Regions from separate parts of the Homo sapiens genome. Here region 2 is linked to region 1. The links are chromatin contacts, found by Hi-C or POLR2A ChIA-PET in ENCODE. All regions are on one chromosome and are shown on one strand. The core of a region is the stretch at or near the end of the contact, and the rest is flanking DNA. Distances in the headings are between cores, read along the strand shown.

Evidence for each region. A loop is a pair of places that touch in the nucleus more often than their neighbours do. ChIA-PET counts read pairs that join two places held with the same protein, here RNA polymerase II (POLR2A). Pooled maps may share reads with other maps.
Region 2: a map of Caco-2 shows a loop between it and region 1 (5-fold over the local background). The contact joins two enhancer-like sites. A Hi-C loop is called at or near these places in 6 of 168 maps with a recorded cell type or tissue (Caco-2, heart left ventricle, heart right ventricle and 1 more), 2 of 37 single-sample maps with no recorded cell type and 3 of 50 pooled maps. POLR2A ChIA-PET finds 5 or more read pairs at or near these places in 1 of 52 experiments (activated CD4-positive, alpha-beta T cell).

What each region holds. Positions count from the first base shown.
Region 1 is chr15:58,268,389-58,272,044 of GRCh38, forward strand. No RefSeq gene overlaps it. Among named protein-coding and RNA genes, the nearest start is that of AQP9, 130 kb to the left of the region's middle. RefSeq lists an enhancer at 1,642-1,936. Within about 2 kb of position 1,818, at least 5 of the 41 ENCODE cell types and tissues checked have a DNase peak (open chromatin) inside an H3K27ac peak, as active enhancers do.
Region 2 is chr15:58,584,471-58,588,122 of GRCh38, forward strand. No RefSeq gene overlaps it. Among named protein-coding and RNA genes, the nearest start is that of LIPC-AS1, 88 kb to the left of the region's middle. RefSeq lists enhancers at 995-1,074, 1,385-1,434, 1,475-1,704. Within about 2 kb of position 1,326, at least 2 of the 41 ENCODE cell types and tissues checked have a DNase peak (open chromatin) inside an H3K27ac peak, as active enhancers do.

The DNA.
Region 1 (3,656 bases), core at 568-3,067:
AAAGATCTGGAATCTGCTTACCTACCCAGCCATAATTCCCTCACATGCCTTTTGCTGCAGTTAAAGTACTGAAGTATAGTGGGTGCACACACAAGTTATGCTGAGTTACTTCTAGTTGTATGATCCTAGGCAAAATGTGCTTTACTCAAAAATTATTTAATTATCATCTCCTTTCTGCAGCTGTGTGAGGCCCTGGGGCAGATAAAAAGATCTCATCCTCAAAGATCTAATTGGAAGGGAATGTCAGCAAGTAAACAAAAACTACATTGCAATTGATAGGCAGTATAGTCTAGATGTATGCAAAATGTGTCAGAAGCTCAGAGGAAAGTCTCCTTACATTTCTAGGGCACACGTTTCCCCAGTAAAACAATACACCAACCTCCAAAATTAAACTAAGGGTAAGGCCAATGCATAGCGTAACCTATATGTTTGCTAATACATTGCTGAAGTAAATCAGAAATGTGGGTCGGATCCAGTTATTGAGTTAAGTCACATCTTACATAACTAATGAAATGGAAATTGGTTACACACCCACCAAAGTATGCAGAGCCCTCAGGTGGAGATTAAAATCCCTTCTTGCTGCCACAAATTCATCTCTGCAGTGTTTTAAAAATGCACATATGAAAGTTACAGGTGACAAGCACTGTACAAGCCACTTCACCAAGCTTGAGATAGTCTAGCTATTAATCACCTAAACTAGCAGCCATGGTCTGATGATATGCTAAAATAAAATAATGCAACTCGCAGTGAGGGTTATTTTATTTACATTTTAAATCTTCTAGCATATGTCTCAAGAAGTTTTCTGGCCCAAGGCTGGGCGTGGCGGCTCACTCCTCTAATTCCAGCACTTTAGGAGGCTGAGGCAGGTGATTGCTTGAACTCACAAGTTCAATAACAGCCTGGGCAACATAGCAAAACCCCGTCTCCATAAAAAATACAAAAATGATCTGGGCATGGTGGTGCATGCCTATAGTCCAGCTACTCAAGAGGCTGGGGTGGGAGGACTGCTTGAGCCCAGGAGGCAGAGGTTGCAGTGAGCTGAGATAGTGCCACTGCACTCCAGCCTGGGTGATAGAGCCAGACCTTTTCTGGAAAAAAAAAAAAAAAAAAAAAAAAAAAAGAGGAAAAAAAAAGGTATCTGGCCCAGAAACTTGCAAGAGAGAACAAGAACAGGTATTGTTAAGCTGCCAGAGGAATGGAGACTGAACTCTTCCCTCTAAGACCTCTTAGAAATGCTAGGTATAATGTGTGTCACTTTGTTTTTAATGCACAGCTGCGTTCACAACCAAGAAAGGGAAATTCCCAAGTGATGAAAATGAAAAGAGACCATAAAAGAAAAGTAGTAAGTGATGAGCAGCTGCCAAATTGGATGAGAAGATATTGACATCAGTTTCCTAGGGGCGCCGGCTTTAATGCCCGCGTGGGAAAAGGAAAGAAGTCCTTGAGTCCACATGAGGTAGGGAGTGGGAACAGGGCCGCTGCTTAAAACCTGAACTCTCAAAGGGTGGCACCTGCAGAGAAAGGTGGACTAACAATAATCAATTTACTGGCAAATAGATCAAGGGTGTCTTTGCTCACATTCTGGAGAAGAAAATATACCAATCCAGATGGATTGATAAATTGAGGCATTTATTAATTTATTGCCTCTCAGCTTTGAACTTGTAATACCTGGTCTGGGATCACAGTCTGAACACTGTAAGCCTTTCTCCTTCACAGTAAGGATCATACTATACTTGTCAGCAGAGGGCACTGGAGGGACACTGCAGGAGGAAAAGGGCTTCTCTTCCTGGTTTCTGTGTGAGGGGTTTGGCTTTTTATTGCTCCTGCTGCAGGGTTGGTCAGCAGGGTGGGTGAAGGGGGACATCCAGTGGTGTTCTGCACGGTCCCTCGGTGACCTCACCATTCCAGCCAGTCCTGTGACCACCTTTCCATGGTCCTCCTGACACAGACTTCCCATGCTCCAGACTTTACACCTTGTGTTTCCTGTTTGCCCAGCAACTGCGGATGGGCCGCAGTAAACTCCTCTCCTTCCTGTGAGCTGCAGCCACATCTTTGCCAATGAGTTTTGAACCCCAGCCTCAAGAAGGCCCCATCCTATCCAAATGTGCCCTTCCTTGGGTATTCTCTCTCAGCCCTAGAGTCTCAATGTAGCATTCCCTTTACATCATTTTAGTTACTCTGTTAACATAGCTTAATAATGCCTTATAGTAAATTAACTTATTTAAGTTATTATGTGTGGTTTCTGTCTCCCGATTAGACCCAGACTGATACCACTGAGACATCAAAAATCTCTGGCCTATGCTATTAAAGATACAAATTTATATTACCTAGCATGAGTAAACACAAAAACATTATGAAGGGTTACTTCCTCAACCAAGGTGGCATAGCATTCTCCAAAAAGCGAAATACTGAATATACATCCAATCCAAAATTTAAAAACTCACAACGGAACAACCCTTAAGTATTGTCAAATATACAGTAAAATACAATAATGAATTTAGAACCAGGCTTAGAACTAAATGGGCTTAGAACTAAAGTACTTAGAATAAAGAATTTAGAATGGGCTTAGAACTAAAGTAACTTCTGATAATAAAACAATCCAAAAGAAAAGATTATAAATACGCTTAAAAGAAAATTTGTAAATTAGTAGAAAAAGGAGAGACTTGACAAGAACAGGCAGATTCGAAAAATAACCAAATAAAACTTTTACAAATGAAAAACAAGCCTTCAAAGAATGAGCTCAGTAGCTGATTAAACATAGCTGTAGAGAAAATAGTGGACAAGAAGAACTGAGTAATCTGCACAGAATTCAGCACAGAAAGTTAGACAAAAATATCTATAAAATACATAGAGAAAAGAATAAAAAGCATTGAAATGCAGATAATAGGAGTTCCAGAAAGACAAAACAGAGTGAACTAGGAAGGCAATGTTTGGAAAGTTAATGGGAGAGATTTTTCCAGAATTGATAGAGATTTTCTGAAAATGACTCCACCGATGGAAGAAACACAGACTCCCAAATAAGATAAAAACCTGGAACATTGATAGGAAACTCCAGACCAGAAAAAAAAAAAAAATCTTCAAAGCAACAAGAGACAGATTGCCTACAAATAATTAAACTAAGAGCAAAAATTTTAATAAGAGCCACAAAGATCAGAAGACATGAAATAATATTTTTGTAGTACTTAGGAAAATGACCAGTCAGTGTAGAATTTAATACCCAGCTAAACTATTATTCAAGGAGGAGGGTAAAATAAAGACAATTTGGGATGGACAAAGCTGAGAAAATTTATCCAGTGACCCGCGCTAAAATAATTGCTAAAGGATGTACTTCAGAAATCAAACTATAAACACAGGAAGGATGGGGTGCAAGTAGCAACGGTGAGCAAAAGAAAATCTGTGCCAATTATCAATGTATTCCTCTTGGCTCTTAATCCATTCTTCTGTGCCCTCCTTTGGGATGTAGAGCTGGACCCCAGCTGTTGCAATGTTAGTCCTTGACAGTACAGGGCCCTGGAAAGACCAGCAGGAGGAAGGGGCTTCTCTTTCTGGTTCTGTTGCTTTACTCTTCCGGCTCCTGTGGCAGCCAGTGGGTGGTTTGCAGGTGAGGGGCCACTTACCTAGCAGTTAGCACAGCTTCCAGCAAGTTCTACGGGCAC
Region 2 (3,652 bases), core at 76-2,575, 320 kb after region 1:
CTCCTAGAACTCTGAGAGGCCAGTCTCTCTCTTCATCTCAGAAACCTTTTAAATATTTTCGCTCACATCTCTCTTCTGTTACATCCTTCACCTCCGTTCTGGATTTTTACTATCTCCTTGTAATCTTGCTCTGTGCTTTCAGATGTCTTTCTCTGACACTAATTCAGACATCAACAGTGACCACTTTCTCCTTCGATTTATCTCTTGAAAGCTCTGGTTCAAAATCATCCTTTTTTGGTTCCAGAGAATCAGTTTTATTGTGCTGCACTTATGTCTCCTTTTCTTATTCTTTGGTTCAAGTTATCTATGTCAGCAGCTATTTCTGTACTGAGGGTTCTGCTTGTAATTCTCCCTGGCTACTGGACTCCATTAGGAATCTTCTTTTCCTTTGTTTGATCACTGGGGCTCTGTTCCAGATACTGAGGTACCTTAAGAGACAGCATTCGCAGCCTGATAGAAGGAACAGCAGTATCAGCCTCCCAGGCTCAAGCTTAGCAGCATGTGGGTTGCCAGTCCTCTGGCAAGGGACTTGAAGGAAGCCTCTCTGCCCCCTTTCTAGTCTCCTCACCTCTCTCAGACACCTTCATAGCAGTGAAGGCAACTCAACCCATCTGGTCAGCTCTTCAAGAAGCAGGGAGACCCACACATTCACGAGGACCTTGCCCCGGATCCCCTCCTTAGGCTTATGATATGGTTCCCAGGCAGGAAGACAATCTTGCCCCAGCTCTCTGACAGGATTCTGCTGTGGCCCGAAGCCTCATTCACATCCCAGGCCTTATCTTCCCCCGGCAAGCCCCAGCAGCTGCTTTTCTCAGGAGAGGCAAATGGGTTAAACTGCAAGTAGAAAAAAGTTCAAGCTGCTATCATTCCAGAACCCCCAGTTCCTCATGTCTCGGAACTTCTTGATGTCTTTATTTTTGCATTCTAAAGTGCTTAATAAACATCACTGAATACATGCTACCACCCCTACCTCAAATCCTGTCTGGTGCAGGTTCAATCAATCATGATGCCTTTGGAAGCTAACTCAAACTGGCTTAAATAAAGAGGGTTTTTTGTTTGGTTGGTTTTGTTTTGTTTTTAAATCTCACACAAAAGGAAGTTCCAAGGTAGAGTGGGGCCTCAGGAAGAGCTGACTGGGCTGCTTGGTAATGTTATGAAGATGCAGTGTTTTTCCTTCTCTCTGCTCCACCATCCTTGATGTTGGCTTCATCCTCAGGCTGTTACCAAGTTGCCCACTGCAACTGCAGGCAGCTCACTCAGGCATGGTAACATCCAGAGAAGGAACAGTAGACATCATGCGGGAGACAGCCCTCTTATCTCACTGGCCAAAATTAGGTGACATGACCATTCCTAAACTTGGCAAGGGTAATGAGATTAACCACAGACCAAGGACCCTAACCACATGTCTGTTAGAGGAGAAGATACTTAAAATCAGGGGACACCTGCTCGCAAGCTAAATGTTCCAGTTCAGTAAGCAGTTTTTCACATGAAAACCAGAACAGTTGACATTCGAGTGTTCACCATATGCAAGGTGCCTTACATACATTCTCCTTTAATCCACATCATAGTCCCCTGAGGTGGCTAAAACTATTATCCCTGTTTCACAGATGAGGTACCTACAGCTTAGCTTTTACAAGGTCACACGGCTAATGGACCATCATTTCCCTCTTTATAGATTCTGTGTCCATGAATGCAGCCTACCATTGCAGTCAGCAACAGAAAATGTCCTTTACATATTAACTCCCTTGGACCCCATGTGAGAGCTATAATTAGGTATTGTACTTTAAGACACTGTCTTTTCATGTTATGGAGCTTGGTAACCAGCTATAAGTGCAAATCATTCATGGCAGACCACTAGCTGTGCCCTCCCTGCTGCCGCTGAGACTGTGCAGAGGCATGTGGCTATGCTGTGGAGTTTCACCTTTGATTATACAACATGCCCAGGAATCCTTTTTATAAAACAAGCCTTAAGATCTTAATATGGGGCCGGGCACAGTGTCTCACGCCTGTAATCCCAGCACTTTGGAAGGCCCAGGCAGGTGGATCACAAGGTCAGGAGTTCAAGACCAGCCTGGCCAAGATAGTGAAACCCCCGTCTCTACTAAAAATACAAAAATTAGCCGGGCATGGTGGTGCAGGCCTGTAGTCCCAGCTACTTGGGAGGCTGAGGCAGGAAAATCGGTTGAACCCAGGAGGTGAAGGTTGCAGTGAGCTGAGATCACACCACTGCACTCCAGCTTGGACAAAAGAGTGAGACTTTGTCTCAAAAAAAAAAAAAAAAAAAAAAATCTTAATATGGAACAGCCAAGCCTTACATATGAAACACTCGACTTACACATTTATTTTGTAGATTTCCCTAGGAACTAACATTTATCTAGGAAATCAAGTAAGTATTTTCTACTCCCTTCTACATATGAAACTCTTTGCATTGGTGGCTCTGCAGTGAGTGTGTGTGTGTGTGTGTGTGTGTGTGTGTGTGTATCAGTGGTTTTCCCATTATAAAACATTTGAGGCAGAAGGTATCTGAAGTTCTATTCAACCCTTCTTCTGTCCTCCCACCCTTAAGATAACCACGTTAACTGTGTAGTGTATTTCTATAGACTCTTTTGCAGCGCATTTTTTATTTAAAGTTTTTATTATGGAAATATTCAAATACACATAAAAGTAGAGAAGAATACAATGAAACCCAACATGCCCATCACCCAACTTCAACAATCAACATTGGCAATGCATTGTAACATAGTTGACATCCTAATATATTTAGTGATTTTAAAAATTATTTATTACGAAAAGAATCCGGTTCATTAAAAATTCAAGCAGTGCAGAAGAGTGAAGTAAAAAATAAAAATCTTCTTACTCTCCCAAGGCCCTTAATCCCAGTGCTCAGAAATAACTTAACAGCTTTTAATGTATCAATCTAGAGATTTTCTCTGAATAAATTATACATTTTTACAAATGTAAAAAATTTTCACACAAGAAATCAGACCATACATATATATTAATACTTGCTTCTTCCACTTAGTACTTCTTGGACTTCTTTAGAAGCAAATACCTGCAGGTAGCCTGCATTCTTCAATGGTTGCAGAGTGTTTCACTGGAAAGCAAACTTAACCCAGGAACGAAGGGAGGGCGACAGCTAGTTGGCTTGTAAGTAGACTCTATCTCAAAAGCCAGAGGCTTACAAAGTGGATTGTGTACACAGTAGGGAGTGCAAAATGCCTACTGGAATGTGGGAAGAAATATGATCTCCGTTCATTTTTCTCTTATCCCTCAAAATTGTGGCATACTTTAAAACATCATCATAGTGCAGTAACACAGTCATATTATTTATACATATTTCCATATTAGGAGTGTGTACTCAAGATTTTTAAGTGTAAGATACAAGATCAAAAAACTTGGAGACAAGCTGGATGCGATGGTTCATGCCCTTTGGGAGGCCAAGGTGGGAGGATCACTTGAGGCCAGGAGTTTGAGATCAGCCTGGGCAAAACAGCAAGACACCCGTTTCTACAAATTTTTTTAATTTTAGCTGGGCGTGGTGGCATGTGCCTGTAATCCCAACTGTGGGAGGTTTGCTTGAGCCCAGAGGGTGTAGGCTCCAGTGGGCTATGATGGTGCCACTGCACTCCAGCCTGGTCTACAGAAAACCTAT